Regions from separate parts of the Homo sapiens genome. Here region 2 is linked to region 1. Evidence: read pairs that join two places in POLR2A ChIA-PET (ENCODE). Cell type or tissue: HepG2. All regions are shown on one strand. Links, peaks and the distances in the headings refer to the core of each region. The heading gives the core; the rest is flanking DNA.

Region 1 (9,084 bases), core at 2,551-5,050:
TAATCTCGTCAGTATCCATAATACACCAATGAGTGTATTCTAGCCTGGCCTTCACTATGATTCTTTATTTCTACCCATTACTGTAGAAAGGGTACATGGATACTGTAGAACTGGCTTAACTGGTCCTTGGAATTTAAACTTGTGAATGTGGAGTTCCTATTAATAGAATCCCTTGGAATGAGTGATGCTTATGAAATCTTCGTCTTACCTCAATAAATCCTCCAAATGACATATCCTATGTAGCTTTTGTTGGTGGTGTTATTTTTTGGCTTTGTCATATCATTTGTGAAAGTTAGGATGTAGTAATTGACAAGATTAAAAGGTACACCCGCAATGTAAATAAACTTGTGTAAACACAGATCTTGTGGTCAGGGTTTGTTCTTTGGATATCAGACTTACAAGAAGAATGTGTATACTGGACATATAAACAAGGAAAGAGGAGATGAAAATAATCTAGGTTTATAGTTGAAGCAGACATGAGTCATGGGCTCAGAGAATCCTGTGAACATAATGTCTTTTACACAGGGAGAGTTAGTATGTACAGGGAAAAGAAAGCCAATCGGGTCTCATAGTCTTTGGCAGTCTGATGGCAGAAAAGCAATTCCTCGTTTCCTTCCTTAAAGAATTAAACAGTATGACCAGGGCTGTTGTGTACGGTTGTGTTGTTTTTACATTGTTCCAGAGTTATTCATCTAAGAGAGCAAGCGCAGGCTAACGCGTAGCTGGTGCTCTGTTCACCAGGTTGAAGGCTCCAGCATTGAGCTGCAATTGGACAGAAGAAGGGTACCATTTTCTTCCTACAAAGTTATCTTCTAAGCCTTGTCATTATTCACAGCGTTTGCTCTCCTTTCTCACAGCTTTTTGAGGGTGGGAGTTTGCTAATTTACTTTGGGGTTCTCAACACTATGCCTGGACTGGAGTTGAAAAAAGAATATGGTCAACTTATAATTGGGTCTCAATAAAATGTATTTTGATAGGTCTTCCAGGTTTGGTGGAAAGAATGTGCCTTAAAACCGCAATTTTCAAGGAGCACTCCACTGAGATTTTAGTGGAGTACGAAGACTGTCCTGCAGAATCTCTGACCTGTTTCCTTGTTTCAAAATCCAGAGATAATCATATTAACGTTTTGGCAAACTATTTTCTAGACATCTCTTTATGCATGTAAATATACACATAAAATTGCAAATTCATGAGCTCATTTTCTGTTTTATAACCTCCTTGTTTTCACTCTGTATTATTTCTTGGCAATTTTTCCAAGTCAATATCTGTAGGTCTGTGCCACAATTTTAAAAGGATATGTAATATTCTGTTGGGTGGATGGGCTATACTGTATTTAACCAATGAAGATTGATGGGTATTTAGGTTGTTTATGATGATTTTTTCTTAAAAATGGATCTGAGGTAAACATGCATCTGTAACACACACATGGTGTGTGCATGCTCACACCATTTTTTCTAATGGTAGAGTTGCTGGCTCAAAAGGTTTCAACTCATATTAATCTCTGTTGGAGAGGAATTATAACACTTCCTCATAATCCTTGCACCAATTGGGTGTGTTAAAAATGACATAGTTTACCCTTCATAAAAACACATATCTGGGCTGGGCACGCACCTGTAATCCCAGCACTTTGGGAGGCTGAGGCAGGTGGATCACTTGAGGTCAGGAGTTGGAAACCAGCCTGGCCAACATGGTGAAACCCCATCTCTACTAAAATACAAAAATTAGCCGGGCATGGTGACATACACTTGTAATTCCAGCTACTCAGGAGGCTGAGGCAGGAGAATTGCTTGAACCTGGGAGACAGAGGTTGCAGTGAGCCAAGATGGTGCCACTGCACCCCAGCCTGGGCAACAGTGAGACTCTGCCTCAAAAAAAAAAAATACTCACATACATATCTGAAGATTCTAATTTACAGTTTTGAAGCAAACTTTGGAAGATATATTCAGTGGCTCTCTTGATTACACATTTGGGATTAGATATAGAAATACTTTGTAAATCATGAAGTGCTATGTAAACTTCAATGATTCATTACTAGGGCTTTACAAAATATTTGCCATGTACACTTGTTTCTGGGGTCTTTTTATTTGTTTTATAAGTAATTCATTAAATACAGGGGGAAAACCCAAAGATAGTGGCTCTGGACCTGGTTGTATAGCAGAATAAACTGAAGAAGTCATTCAGAAAACAAGTTGCAGGCCCTAGCCCCAGATCCCCTGAATCTCTGTGAGCAGGACCTGGGCACCCAGGTGATGTTCATGTGCAGTTTTTGTTTGGAGTTTCTACTTTAAGATATTTTTTTTCCTATCTTCAACTATTTTTCTAGCAGAACAGATAATGTTTTTAGTTTTTATTCATATCCCCATTATTTTTCATGTTTAGAAGTTTCTGGCTCCTTTAAGTATGTTGTTAGAGGATTTGCTGAATGTCTATTGATTTTACCCTAATTTTGTAAAGCTTGTGAAGCCTTAAATATGGGTTCTTGGTCTGCTATTCCCATCTGGTTTCTCACCATGGCAAGCCCATCCAATAGCCCTTGTTTGTAGCAATAAAGAGTGATTGAACTTGAAGTGATTGTACTTTTAAGACTTCAAATGTTGTCACCAGATTAAAGTTACCTGTCTATTCTAATAGCATATCTGACTTCCTTTTTAGAATCTACTTATAAGAACTAGTAGTTAAGAGTAGTAGTTGAATTACATGGAAAAACTGGTTGGTGGACTAAAATTTTTGTCTAATTTATTGTTTATTCACATGCCTACATACCATGGAAAGACTAAAGCTTTCAACTTGAGAACTGTCTTATCAAAGAGAAACATTATCTAAGTAAACATTTTGTTAAAAATCAGTAACTCTTTCTTAAACACTTTTAAAGGGGCTAAATTGGCCTCATATTATCTCCTTGATCTTAATATATGACATCAGAAAAAATAAAATTGATTTTCTTTGCATAAAAGCTTGTATATTTTCTGACTACCTGTTAAAGTTTTTGAACTTTGGAGCAAAATTAACATTTTTAGATTTCTAGGTTTAGTGATATATAATAACATCTGTTTTGTAGCATTTAGTATGTCTATATTGTGGCTTTTAAGGGAAGTAATTTAACATTTCTCCATTTAGATTTTAACATTTACAAAATTGTCTTTTTCCTTGTTAAGATTATTGTGTTTCTTTGTCAATAGCTGAGGCATGGAGAAGAAGCAGTTAAGTACAGTTAAGCTTGAATCATATTCATCCTTTGGAATATGACATTGGACAGTGTAGAGGGCTGATTGTGGTAAAGTAAGAGCAGTACTGGAGTCCTTTAGAGGAAGCATCAAAATTATTCAGGCCGGGGATGGTGAAGACCCAAACTAAGGCAGAGGAAGTGAGAATGAAGAAAAGCTAGTCTAGAAATATTAAATCAAATCCACAGGACTTGGTGATTGGTTCGTTATGGGGATTTGAAAGGGTTGAGGGAGAAGGAAGGGTCTAGGTTAGGTCTCAGTGGAAATGCTCAGTCTACAGCTAGGTATATGGGTTTAAAGCCAGAAAGACACTCTGAGTTGGATGCATGATTAGTGTCATCAACATTATAGGTGGGACTTAAAATTGAATTTGTAGAATTTCAAAAACAAAGTGGTAATGCAAAGAAGTCTAATTTTAGAGAATCTTATTTCTCTTATTTCTAACTTATTTGGGTTCACCAAACTGAAGTTCCGTTGAAGTAGGAAAGACTAGCTGATTTTCCCCCCAGAGTCTTCCAGGGTGACATCATCTTGGTTCTTAACTTCAAAGACTCTGAAACTTGTTATCAGCATGCTGACTGCATCTGCTTTAGTGTTGAGACACATTAACTAGCTTATGAGACTGATGTCTAAAATTCTTGGTTACTCATTTACAATAGGAAGTATAATTGTTACATAGTCTAGAATAATTGTGTGGCACAGCCACAAGGCCAAAACTTGATCAGAGGATTGCATGTTAAACATGGGATCAGAACAGAGGAGTTAATGAAGTTAGATCAACTATCTAACAGTATTAAGCTAAATAGATGGCACTGTTGCCTTACCAGAGGAGATTCTTTCTTCTCACATGAAAAATATTTAAGGGCTGTAGACTATACTTCCCTAGAACTACCTGCATGATAATGAATGCCTTAACAATGGAGGTTTTTAATTTGCTGCAGTTCCTACTACTACTCTTGGTCTCCTGACCACAGATGACAAATACCAGTTCCACTACTGGAAACCAAAAATGTTGCATCTTACACCTGTTCCCCTTTGCTTATGCGCTTCATCTACCTGTTCTCTGAGGTCATTTGAGTTTGCAACTCCTAACCTAAAGGATGGTCTTATTTCCTAGTTACTTGGGCAGTGGAAAGGCATCACACTACAGTAGCCATGCATTAACAAGAATGGTATGTATAGATGTGATGGCACAAAGTGAGAAGATCAGAACTAACTGTGATTAGTTTTTTGTAACTAACACTTATGGGAACCAGCTGCTTTGACTTGCAAATCATATTGTAGGTTGGTTTCTTGGATGGAAAAATTTTGTAATTACAACCTGTAGAAGCAGGAAAAGAAAAGGCTTCCATGGGGTGATATAGGTTGGAGTAACTAGTGATCATTGGTGTACCATTGCTGTTATATTCATCTTAATTTCTTACAGTGGGTTCTCAGCCTTGGGATGGACAATGATTTACCAACACTAAGACGTAAGGCTTGATAAAGCTGCTTAGATGGAGAGAAAAAAATCCTGTGCATTGTCTTCCTATATTCTCTCCTGAAATGATTCATCCTTTCCATTCCCATCACTACATTTCTGGTCTAGGTTTTAGCTCCTCTCTAGGCTCAGAGCATTTAAATTAGGTGGCAGAATGACTGCATGGCTGCATGAGAACCAGTTAGAGTTGTTTAAAATACAGATCCCAGGATTCTAATTTGGTGGGTATAAAGGAAGGACCCAGGGGTCTGCGTTTTTGAAAAGCTCTCCATGCTGAATTCAGACATACAATCAGATTTGGGATACTCTTAAGTTATTGCTATGAAGTTATGACAGTACCCCTTTTACTTTCTGATTCTTTTCCATCTAATCTGCTGTGCATTATTACCATTCCCAGGGTGACATTAAAAACATGTATACATGTGTGCTCCACACTGTCCTGTTAGTGTCATTGCCCTGAATAAAAACTTTTGATAATTTCACATAGAATGAATCTGATAATCTCCTAGTGAGTATCCTAAAGAGTGATGCCTATAAATTCCTTATCCTTGTGATACTTAGTACAAAACCATCCCTATAAGAGACTGTTTATCTGTAGGTGGAGGGTCTCACACTGATGGGTGAGAAAGGTGAGGATTTGTAAATAAAGTTGGGTTTCACTTTTACAAATACCTTTGGTATAGATTGCTGCATTTACTCAATTTCTTCAAGTTCAGAGGGATTTTTATCTTTTCATATCATAGTAGGAGAATTAATAAAAATGTTTCATTTTTAAGCATTTTTTAATTATTCAGGCAACAGAATAAGTGTTCTGCATATATTGTTTCATTTAATTCTTTAGTTCCAGGAGGTAGGTGAAGACATCTCTATGTTGTAGTTAATAAACTAAGGGTCTGTAATTTTAAGAGATTTACCCAGAAATCACATAAGTCTTAGGTGTTGGAGTTAAAATTTGAACCTGAGTTTGTTTGATTCTAAAACTTGTGCTCCATGAAGAAGTTACTGGCTTTATCTATTCTCTCTCTCTCTCTTGTTCTTGGTCACTGACTATCAGTATTTAAAAAAAAAATAAAAGGTCATTTCTATTTCTCACCAGTTTTTAAAAAGAACAGGATTTCCTAAGCTTGGTAAAACCACATTATCTCTTTCTTTCCTTTTTCTGACAGATTTTATATGATAAAATGATAGCTTTCTTTTTCTTTTAACTACAGTTTTTGAAAACTGTGGACCTGAGATGAAAAAGCAAAAGCCATGACAGCTGGGAAGGCACTGGTCCGAGAACACCGGGTGAGACAGGGCGCGGTGGCTCATGCCTGTAATCCCAGCACGTAGGGAGGCCGAGGCGGGTGCATCACTTGAGATCAGGAGTTTTGAGACCAGCCTGGCCAACATAGTGAAACCCTATCTCTACTAAAAATACAAAAATTAGCTGGGCGTGGTGGTAGGCACCTGTAATCACAGCTACTGGGGAGGCTGAGGCAGTAGAATCGATTGAACCGGAGAAGTGGAGGTTGCAGTGAGTCAAGATTGTACCACTGCACTCCAGCCTGGGTGATAAAGCAAGACTCTGCCTCAAAAAAAAAAAAAAAAAAAAAAAAAAAAGAGCGCCCAGTCAGCTCAGGACTTTGGCTTGCTTTCTACATTGCTTATCAAATGGTTTGAAGCCACTGTGCTACCACTGGCTTTCTTTTTCACCTGTACCCAAATAGTGAGAGGCAAGTGGCCTTGGAGCTAGAAAATAACCAGTATGTGTTTCTTTCTTTAAAAAAAATAAATAAAAGTCCCTGATAAATTGTAACATCTTGCCTAGGAAAGTCATGGGGTAAATTATGAAATTCTGTTGCCAACTTGTAGGAAATCATACCGTATCAGTTAGTGATCAGCATTTGAAAAACAGGTCCCCCTCCACTGTTGTCATTTTGTTCTTGGCCAGCATGAAGAACCTGGTGGTGATGATAAAATGTTGGGATTGGAGCACAAGTAGATGTGGGTATTAGATCTATAATTTCTAGGATATCTAGATACATATTCTTTGTGTATGTATAGATAGGTATTCTTGTGTCACTAAGAAAACCTGCCCTATTACAGAATAAAAACTAGGAGAAATTTCTTTAACTAGAAAGGTGTTCTTTTTTAATATATCACTTTCCTACCAGGAGGTTATAGATGTGAACAGGTTACAGGTAAACAGTTGTGTGGGTAGCATTTGTGAATCTTGCATTGGGAAGGATGATCCCGTGATCTTTTACTATAAACTATCTGGATTTAAGTGAAACCTCTGATGTAGTTAGCAGTCAACTCCTGGAGAACTGGGACCATGTCTTGATTATTTATTGTATCTCTAATACTTATCATAGAAGTGGCACATAGCAGGTGTTTTTGTAACCAGCTGGCTCAGTTTTACAGCAGTCTGATCAACTCTTTGAGCTGTGTTACTGCAGATAGCTATGCTGTTGATCCATATGCGGGATCTCTGATACTCTGCATGTCCAACCCATGGGCCCTCTCTGTGCCTTTAATTTTGATTTGTTGAATTGCCTGAACAAATATCTATTCATTATTAGGGCACAGACTATTTATGACTAGGATGATGGAATGGAGAAAGTTTACTCAAGTTGCTGTAGAATCTTTTTGGATGACAGGCTTAATATTTCAGATTGAACTTGAACATAATAGATATAAATAAGCAGAGTTAAGACCATTGGGGAAGTACAACTTTTAGAAAACTAAATATAACATGGGGGCTATGTATGTGTGTGTTCTGGGGGGAACTCACTGTGAGTCAGCGTCATACTGCTTTATTTTCTTAATTATTGGGCATCCACTGCCAGTTAACCAGAGGAGCATAACATGTGGGAGCTGCTGGGTAACATTTCCAAAATACTTAGCATTAGTCAGATATGTTTTTAGAATTATGTATCCATTTTGGCTGAAGGAAAATGTGGAGTGTTTGTCAAGGGTACAGAGCATGGTAACTAGATGCAGAGGAGCACTGCAAACTAGAACCCATTGGGAGAAGCTAATAAATAAGAATTCATTACTTAGCGTGATCAAAGGCAGAAGAAGGGTATTAATTTAATGGTCTTCTGTTGCATGTATAGTTATTGTGTAGAAGATGATATAATTATTTCCATTATGAATGGAATTAGGGAAATGGATTTACATTAAAGGAGATTTTGAAGGGGCATAAAGAATTTCTTGACTCTAAGGACTGTTGGACAGTGGAAAGACTTGTATTCTGGAAGTGTGAAATATGTTTCTTACAGAACAGGAATAGAGTGGGTACTGCTTGCCAGTTAGAGGGAGGTGCAGTTGGGGTAGTAATTAACAAACTTTCCAGATCCCAGTTTGTACTACTCATCTCATATTGTGTTTGACATTTTTGGGAAGTAAATAAGTACCCCCTTTTTGTCTTTATTTTTTCATAGTTATTACAAATATGAAGACCTTGCTTTTAATGTTTCTATAATACATTTCAAGCAATTATGAGATTAAACTGTAAATTGAAAATTACTTCACCTGCAAATTCACTTGCTGCTGATTATTGTATGAACCCTTACAATGTTGTCAATTCCAACTTTCCTTTCTTTTCCTTCTTTAAAAGATTCACTGCGTGCTGTCCTCACTTGTTCTACAATGAGTGCCAAATCTGCTATCAGCAAGGAAATTTTTGCACCTCTTGATGAAAGGATGCTGGGAGCTGTCCAAGTCAAGAGGAGGACAAAGAAAAAGATTCCTTTCTTGGCAACTGGAGGTCAAGGCGAATATTTAACTTATATCTGCCTGTCAGGTAATGAGAACCAGATATTAATATTATTAAAATAACTTCCATTTTAAAACAGTTCATTCTGAGGTATCCAGGAGGTTTACATTCACAGGTTTTGTAGGTGTCTGCACTGTCTTGCTCCTTTTCCCCGTTTTTCTGGTCTTCCTCTTTACTGGTGACACCTTGTTTTTGAGGTTGCCGCGTATTGGAAAGGTAGTGAAGTTCAATTCGGGTGTATTTTCCAGTTCATTAAGAGCTTTCGTAAAATGTTTCGCAGACTTGTTTGTCCATACTTGCCCTCACGGGGACACTGACAGAGAATGGGCTATCCTCTGGAATTCTCGTTTTAGAACAGTTGCTGGTATCTGAATAATTGTCATTACTCACAGCCTGACTTTCATTGGCTTTGTTTTTCTAGACAGTTGCCAATAATCAGTAATCACTTGTCTTAAGATAAATATTGGCACCTTATGGAATGTGAGGAGGTTGATTCAGTTCACAAGTCGTTGCTTTGCCTGACAGCCATTGCCTTGTCAAGAAGAGGCATCTGTTTTATTAAGCTTTGAATCTTGTTTTTTTTTTTTCTTTCTCTTTCTGTTTGTGATTGTAGGAGA
Region 2 (9,084 bases), core at 3,044-5,543, 270 kb after region 1:
CCCCACCTCCATCCCAGACAGCCCTCCTAATCTCTAGTCAGGGAAGAAGGCATGACCATCAGCCTCTCCTCCGTCTCTTATTAATCTTTATTATGGTATCTCTATGTTTTGTTCCCCTCAGAGTCATCCCTTTTATTCTTATTGACTCTTAGGGGCCTAATTTGGAAGTCAAACCAAAGAAAATAAACTAGATGGGAACTGTTTCTTTCTCTTTCCATCCAGATGTTCTGACTGACTGAGAGAAGGGTCCAAGAGGTGTAGGAAAGTGTGAAGAGTACAGAGATTAATTTTTCAGAACTCTATGTCAGTACAGAGACTTGCCCACACTGCACCAAAAGGGTCTCAGAGTCTCTCCAAAGATGCTCATCAGACACCCATCCCATTAGAGTTGTCCCACCCAAGGAAAGCCATTAACCATCAGAGTCTAGTCAAATGACAGTCCTGGTAGTGGGTTTAGTTGGCAGGCCTTACAAGTTGAGGTGCTGTGGCTGGGAGAGGCGAGGTGGCACCCAGACACATGCTTGTTAGGAGCAGGGCTGGGACTCCAGGCAGCTCAGGTTTAGTCCAATACACTGCACTCTCACCTGGGGTGACTCCATAGGATTGGTTGGCAGCAAACCCAGAGCAAGATTGAGATACAGGGTGGAGGCCAAAGTAAGAGGATGCTGGCTTCTGAAATGAAACCGTCACAGGGAAGGAGAGGCGAGGAAGAGCAGGAGGAATCTCGGCCTGATTTTGCTCAGATGTTGGTGAGCTGGGGTCTGGACACCTTTCTCCAAAAGAACCAAGTCTCAATGGGGTTCTTTTTTGATGCCTTTTAATTGTTTCTCATTCAAAGCTACTTTCTAAGACCAAAAATTTTCCACCTACTTTTACAAATAGAATATAAATGTAATAGAAAATTTAGGGAAGAAGAATACAGCTTCTAGATGGGGGGGAACTGTGTGTGGTGTGTGGCAGAGCTTGAGGCTGCAGCACACACTAAAATCCCAGCCATCGATGTCATTCCCCTTCTGGGGAAAAATAACTCTAGTTGACTGTAATAATAGGATGTTTTAAAAATTGTTCAGATCAGCAGAGAGAGTGCTGTTTTGATGGGACTCTGAGGTAAACTCTTGGGTGAGTCAGAGATACAATGGGAAAAATTACCGACGCTTGGGAGATTTTGAAATACTGGCCTTGCACTTACAATCCCAGAAAAAAATGTAGGTTTGATAGATTTTTCAAAGTTGATGAAGGGCAAGAGTGGCTGTTTTTTTATTCCCCAGCCGACTTTTCAGATTCAAGGCTCACATGGGGAGTCATTCTGAGGGAATTTTGGCCATCTCTGCCAACTGTAATTATGGCTGGACGCTAAAGGGTACCTTGAATAAGGATCAGGAACTGTGGTTGTCCTGAATTGTCCTTTATCTAGTGACTGAGGCTGAATCTACATGGTTCAAAGTGCACTTAGGATTCAGTCACTCACCAGTTTCAGCATAGCCACTTCTCCCCCATCCGCAGCTCATACCACAATCTTTGCATAGATGACACTCCAGCCCCACTGGTGTTTTTGGTGTTTCTCATGCATGCCATGGGCATTTCCACCTGAGAGCCTTTGAACTTGTTGTTTGCCCTATCTGGAATGCTCTTGTCTGGATCTGTGCGTGGATGGCTTTCTCTCATCGTTCAGGCCACTCTTCAGAGGCCTCTCTCATCATTCAGGCCACTCTTCAGAGGCCTCTCTCACCAGACATCCTAAAGGAGTTCCTCAGGCCTTCCCCTTCCCTCCTCCATGTCTTATTTTCTTCCGAGCACATATTTCTACTATTTTCTGATTTGTCCATTCTTTTCCTGACTTTCTCCCCAGAAGAATGTAAGTCCTCTAGGAGCAGGAACTCTGGCTTACTTGCTCACTGCTATGGTCCCAGCACCTAGAGCCGCACCTGGCACACAGTAGACGCTCGAGAAGTGTTTGTTAGAGAGCTGAGGAAAGGACGGTGGTGGGTGGCCTGTCTGGGGCTGCTGGATAGGGAGGCCAGCTGCTCCACCTGTCCAAAAGGAAGCACACACACTCACAGGCATGCTGCAGGCCTCAGGGGAGCACACCAGGGCATTAACAAAGCCATTCTCTCACCAGGGCTTCCGTGTTGGGTCCACAGTTGAAAGAAAAAATTATAGGATTTGGGCTGATGGTCGCATCTGTCATGTACCAGCTGGTTTTCAAGATAGTGAGGACAGCCACAGAGCTTTCTCATTTTAGGTACAGCAACAGTTTCCCCACTCATTTTTAATGATGATTTCTTTGCTTTTCTTTGAAGTGTATCCACAGCAGGTGGCCTGTCCTGTTTCCAGGAGTTGAAAGATGGGTGTGGGGAAAGTTGACAAGCCTTCTAACAGCAAGAGGATGAGATCACTGGTCCTGGTTCTTTGCAAGATAATATGGTGGACTTTGTTAAGATTAAAGGCAATCACTATTTATGTGCTTCAAGAATTTTCAAGAATTTTAGAATGAGTGAAACCTCCCCCAGGGTCACCTAGTTCAACGTTCCACCAACTGTGACACTTTTCATGACATGGTTAATGAATAATTGTCTGGCCTTTGCTAGAATAGATTCAACTACACCACAGGGCAGGCAGCCACTATTTTACTGCTGAGAAAACTTTTCTAAGGAGATTTCCAATTAAATTGATTCTTTATTTTTCTTTAAAACACCTTTTCTGTGGACAGTTGGTGGATATTTTTAAGTTTGGGATTTGGACCATATGGAGTAAAATATTTAGAAATGTTTAGAGCTATTTTGTCCCTTCTGAAAATGAGATTGAGAATAACCTGAGAGAAAATATAACACCATTGGCTTTCCCATTCATAAACACATTCTGCTTGGCACTTCTCTGACATTCTGTGATGTGAGGGAGCCTAGAGTTTATATTTCATTTGCACATTATCCCACTGCGATAGGAAATTATTTCTCCTTGGCCAACTCTTATCATGCAGATTGCTCTAAAATCAGATTACAGCTGCTTGTTTTGATTGATTAGTTAGTTCTGCCTTTTAAAAATCACTTATGTCTCTTATCAGTGAGAATAAAGCTAAGAATGCAATTGCAACATTTACTTACGGGTTTCTAAGGGTGTTTTAACAAGAAGCTGAGCAGAAACAGCTCCTGTATAAAAGCGAAGCAGAAACAAACTTCTTCACAATTATCAGTAAATCCATCAAATAACCCAAGGAGACACAGAATTTTTATTTTATTTTATTTTTTACTTTATTATTATTATTATTATTATTATTATTATTATTATTATTATTTGAGACAGGGTCTCGCTCTGTCGCCCAGGCTGGAGTGCAGTGGCGCGATCTCCGCTCACTTTCAAGCTCCGCCTCCCGGGTTCACGCCATTCTCCTGCCTCAGCCTCCCAAGTAGCTGGGATTACAGGAGCATGCCACCACGCCCAGCTAATTTTTTGTATTTTTAGTAGAGACAGAGTTTCACCCTGTTAGCCAGGATGGTCTCAATCTCCTGACCTCGTGATCTGCCCGCCTCGGCCTCCCAAAGTGCTAGGATTGCAGGCGCAAGCCACAGCGCCAGGACAACACAGAATATTATTAAGTGAAATGAAGTCCAGCTTTACAGCACTGAGCAACCATTAAGTGCCAGTTTATTCCAGGAGCTGCAGGGGATGGAGGACGAATAGAACTTTGAAGTTCACACTCACAGGGTCCAAAGTAGACGCCTGCATCTCTGTCCATCCTCCCCTCAAGGGAAATCATGTAGTGTATCCACTTAATGTTCTGGCCAATTATAGCAGTAATTTAAGGGATAAGAGAAGGAGAGGCAGTAGCTATTGGAGATGCCATGTGTATCCTAGGCTCTGGGTTGGACATTCTGGTGTGAGTCCAGTTCTGTACTTGCTGGCTTTTTGACCGTGGGCACATTTTTTTTAACCTCTCTGTATTTGTTTCTTTGTCTGCAAAATGGTAAAACTATTTTCCTTGCAAGGTTTTTGAGATTAGAGATCACATATGTAACGCTCCCAGCCGAATGTGTAGCTCTAGGTCTTCAGGGATGTGGCAGCCGCCAGGACTGGGTTGGTTTTTCCATGTCAAGGGCCATCCTATCCAGCTGCAGGCATGCTGGCTAGGCACACAACATTCAACGGTTTTTAAGTTTGTCTTGCTGGAAGGTGACCGTGGAGGATCTGCGCCAAGACAAGCTGCTGAGGCCTCTTCTGGTCCTGGGTTCTTCGGCAAGGGCTGCTTCTGTGCAAGGGGGAAGACTCAGGGCACAGGGCTGCAACTCACGCAGCGCAGACAGAAGCGCTGAGAAGGCGGCTGAGAGGAGGCCAGAGAAGAAAATCCTAGATAATGTGTTTAATTTGATCCGTTCCCTGGAGTCATTAAAATGCATCCTCCCCTGGACTCTCAAATTCTTGAGCTGAAATAATCAGTCCAACAGGCTTTTTTTTTTTTTTTTTTTTTTTTTCTGAAAATAATGAAAGCATACTTTATGATGCGTTCAAAATTCTCAGGCCTGTTGAGATACTGCCCTCTAGTGTTCAGGGATGGGCGCAACCTCTTTGGGAAACTGCTTGGCCGACCAGCTTGTTAGCTGATGCATCTCCAAAGGAAAGCTAAAAAAATGCAAGGCTGACCCCAGATAACTCGTTCAACATAAGGGGTTGAGATGGGGGTGGGGATTCAAATTCCTATTCCCGTGATAGAGAAACACAAAATTTTCTGTCGCTTATTTTCAAAGGGACCCCACCTGAATTCAGAGGGAATTATTGACCTCTACGGCATCCTCTTGCCAAGGGGGAAGAAAAATACTCGAAATGACTGACACTTTCCTCCCTGTCTCTCTTCCTCTAGCTCCCTTCCATTTATTGAGCAGCTACCAAAGCATAGCCGTCAAAATATGGACACAGGCAGTCTGAGTTCACAGGCTGGCTTCACAATTTGCCATTTGTGCAAATTAGGGTAAGTGACTTAATCTCCCTGTGTCCCACGTTTTTAAATCTATAAAACAGGGATAAAAATTTTACCTACCTCATAGGCATATTCTAACAATGCATGAGATGCTTGGAGTACATTTAAGGTACTTTGAACAAGACCTTTCACACTGTAAACATTTAATAAAATAAGTTATTATTAGTCGTTATTGTATCCTTCTCTGTCTCAGGCTTTGTCCTAGGTTCCTCGGGAGGCAGCTGGGAAGACAGGCATGGCCCCTGCCCTCATAAAACATATATCCACAAATCCTGGGCTTCAAGCTGTCAGGGATTTTATCCATACTGGAGGGCAAAGAAGAGTAAAGCTCCCAAAGTATGTTTTTAAAAATCCAAGAGAAAACAATTTATGATAGCTCAAGAGCCCGCTAGGAAATATTAGTGCCAATTTTCCCAAACAGAGGTAGAAGTTCCACAGGTATGTCTCTGGATGCCTTGAGAACTTCTCCTTTTCTCAGACATCACTAATGAGATACAATTCTCCTTCTATTTCCAGAGTTTATCCACACCTTTAGCTAAAGGGCAACATTAGCCTTCAGATATTGAATATGGAGCTACTTAACTTGAGTCATGCTGTCTTTCTCTGCTTAAAATTCTATTCCTTTGCCTTTCAGAATTACAGTCTCCAGGAGGCCCCTGCTAAAACACACATGTTCTTAGATATGTTTATTATTATTCATCCTTTATATGTTATTAATCTTTAACACCAGGTATGAGATTAATTTGTTAATTCCTTCCTAACTTGATGGCTAAATTCAGGGACGTTTAGGATGAGTGCATTTTTAAAATAACTTTTTCTAATTTTAAAAATACTAAATGCTCATTGTAGAAAATGTAATAGAGAAAACCCTAAAGAAGAAAATTATCCCCACCATGAGACAACTAATCTTAACATTTGATTCTTCTTTCCAGCTACATAATTATGGATTTATCTATAATCAATAGGTCAGCTGGAATTGCATGGACTTTGAGGTCTGGATAAAATGATGCAAACCTTAGTTCTCTCCTTGTAAGAGCCCAAAGCCCTCCCCTAAATTTCTGCAGATGGATGAGGATTTTATTTTTTCACAGTTGGCTCTTGGTTCCAGCTTCTGCCTCCATAAATGTTACCCTGCTTATTACCAGGTCTGCCCCCTTGCCCAATGCACACAGTTGTGCATGTGTGAGTGCATGCACAAGCACACATGTACATACACACACACACACACACACAGTTCATATTTGTGCCTGTGGTAGGCTGACGACCAGAGAGTAAAAGTACATTGCAGCATACAGCTTCAAATAAAACATCAGCCAGGCCTTCCGCACAATGTCCTTTGGCCATCCCCACTGCCCCAGGATCCCCACCAGCCACCATATGCCCTACTGTCCTCAGCCTGGAAATACCTCTGGGCTCTCTTTCCCTGATTCGGGGCTCATGCAGAGCAATTTAGCCACTGCCTGCTGTTTCTTATACTCCTACCAACTCTTCACCCTCAGGCCTCTCCTTCTAAGTCAAATGCCTCTATCAAATTATTTTCTTTTTCTTTCTCTTTTTTTTTCTTTTCTTTTTTTTTTTTTTTTTTTTTGAGATGGAGTCTCACTCTGTCGCCCAGGCTGGAGTGCAGTGGTGCGATCTCGGCTCACTGCAATCTCCGCCACCCGGGTACACACCATTCTCCTGCCTCAGCCTCCTGAGCAGCTAGGACTACAGGCGCCCGCCACCATGCCCAGCTAATTTTTTTTTTTTGTATTTTTAGTAGAGACGGGGTTTCACCATGTTAGCCAGGATGGTCTCGATCTCCTGACCTCGTGATCCGCCCGCCTCAGCCTCCCAAAGTGCTGGGGTTACAGGTGTGAGCCACCGCGCCCGGCCTATCAAGTTATTTTCTAAAGCAGAACAGTTTCTCCCTAAAAGGAATGTTGCTATTAGTAGTTAAAATAATGAAATTTATACCCTTATTACATTTTTAATGCTGTGTATATCGTATAGTTTTGTATTGTTTTTCAAGCAAACAACATTATGAACATGTTACTGTGTCAAAAATTATTCAAAAAAACCCACATATTTCATCATCAAAATGAGTACGTGTTCTTGGAGGAAGGGGCAGGTCAGAAGCATAAAGGACATGAGAGGGCCAGGCCTCCATGGGCACCCTAGGACTGAGGTTAGTTATGGGAGGACATGGTGCTCCTGTCTCCCCTGGGGAAAGGAACAACATATTACAAAAAAGAAATAGGAAGCAACCTTGGAATATTCCATAATTTAGCTTAGGCCAAGCTCTGTTAAGGGGTGGGACTAACATTATCCTCAGCATAGCTTTTGCTGAGACACTAGAAATTTAGAACATTCTGAATGTGATTGAAGCAAGAGATAGAATAATAAATCCAATTTATTTAAGGTGACAATGCATCAGTTATGATCTATGCTAATGTACCACATAGGGCACACAGTTGGAAGTAGACGCAGTGAAGATAGAATTCGGGAAATGGTGGTGCTTACCTAGCTTTTTACAGATTCTGAGTGCTAGAATCTTCATATCCACAAGGTCCCTCCTGAATGTGTATTTATATAATAGTACCTAGAAGGGTTCTTTAAGTCAAGGCTTTATGACGATAACAGGGACCTTGCAAGAAATTAGACTCATATGAAATTTACTATATAACAACAATGCATTGCAGTGAATCCTCACCCCGTCCTGCCTCAGCCATCAGGACTGCATGGGATGCTATGTGGCACAGGTAAGGGTGGAGTGGCGACCTTTCTCTGCTGTGTCTCATACTGCTCTTGCCCCTGCCATGAGACTGAGGGTGTACACTTGCTTCAGGGCCCTATTAAAATCAAATTTCAGAAATGCTTGTTTTATACTTACTTTAGTTGTATCCTTTAAGCAATTTCTATGAAGGGGATCATAGAAAATCCCTCAAAAATCCTTCTCGATCTGACACTTTAAAAAAACCCACAAACTTAATGAACAATTGCCTTGGTATCCTCTCCTTGTATCTGTCCCCTGTTCTTCTGCTTTCTCGAATTTCTGATGCAGACTCTCCATCTGGGATCTGTTTGATGACTCTCGGCCACCCCTTTTGAATCCAATGCTGTGGCCTGTCCCTGGATTCCCAGGCCTTTGTCCTGGAACTTGCTTTCATACCCCCATTGCTCTACATCCACGGGCACAGGCCAACTCTATGCCTTTTCCTCCTGTTTTGGTTAGCTATGACTACATAACAAACCACCTCCAAATTTCATGGCCCAAGACAACAGAGCCATTTATTTGTTTACGATTCGGCGGCTTGACCAGGTCTCAGGGGGCAGAGCTCACCTCTGTTCACGTACGGTCAGCTGGGACAGCTTGACTGGAATTGAAGGATCCGCTGCCACGTCAGCCTTCCTCATGTGGTTGGCAAGTTGGTGTTGGCTGGTGGCTGGGATTCAGCCGGGGCTGTCAGCTGAGGGCTTGAGTTCCCTTCCCCCAGGCCTCTCCATATGGCAAGGTTGGGCTTCTTGTGGCATGGCCATCCCAAGAGAGTTGGACTTCTAACATGGAAGCTGGCTTCCTCCAGAAAGCAAAAGTGGAAGCTGCCAGGCTTTTCAAAGTCCAAAAACATCTCTTTCACCACATTTCATTGCTCAAAAGAATCACAAGGTCAGCTCTCATTCTAAGGGAGAGAGAACAGACTCTCCTCTTGATGGAAGAGTGGCACATGAGAGAGGAGATATTGCTGAAGCTATCTTTGGAAATACAATACTCCGTACACACTGACACACCCATGCCATCTCCATGCCCGGCCCTAACTTTCAGAACCCCAGCACAAAAATGGGACTCATGTGCCTTTCTATATCCAGACGGATTTTAGACAGAAAGACCTTGCTTCAGTCTTGCTTCAGACTTGCTTCAGAAGACCTTCCTTCAGAAGACCTTGCTTCAGACCCAGATTTCAGGGAATATGCTATCAATTTGTTATGAAAATGGCTGTGAAAGACTGCAATACTTTGTCTTTCTGGGCTGAGCATTCTGGGACCATGTGCTTTGGCAGCATCTTTCTTCCACGATTAACCTTCTCCTTTGCACTGTGGTACCCACGTGGGGTGTTTTAAATTCCCCTTTTCAAATA

The links. ChIA-PET counts read pairs that join two places held together with the same protein. Peaks named below come from ENCODE experiments on the same cell type or tissue, not always from the same donor. Only the 100,000 strongest peaks of a DNase experiment are listed, where the experiment ranks them.
Region 2: POLR2A ChIA-PET joins it to region 1 with 5 read pairs; 2 of 35 experiments call an interaction of 5 or more read pairs at or near these places.

What each region holds. Positions count from the first base shown.
Region 1 is chr14:24,974,075-24,983,158 of GRCh38, reverse strand. It overlaps STXBP6 (syntaxin binding protein 6), which reads left to right. Exons shown (of 6, transcript NM_001394410.1): 2 at 8,309-8,494. The coding sequence starts at 8,341. Among named protein-coding and RNA genes, the nearest start is that of STXBP6, 72 kb to the left of the region's middle. In HepG2, for the core only: no CTCF peak of the experiment used is centred there; a DNase peak (open chromatin) is centred at 3,808.
Region 2 is chr14:24,706,043-24,715,126 of GRCh38, reverse strand. No RefSeq gene overlaps it. Among named protein-coding and RNA genes, the nearest start is that of GZMB, 76 kb to the right of the region's middle. In HepG2, for the core only: a CTCF peak has its summit at 4,527 (motif pointing left); a DNase peak (open chromatin) is centred at 4,536.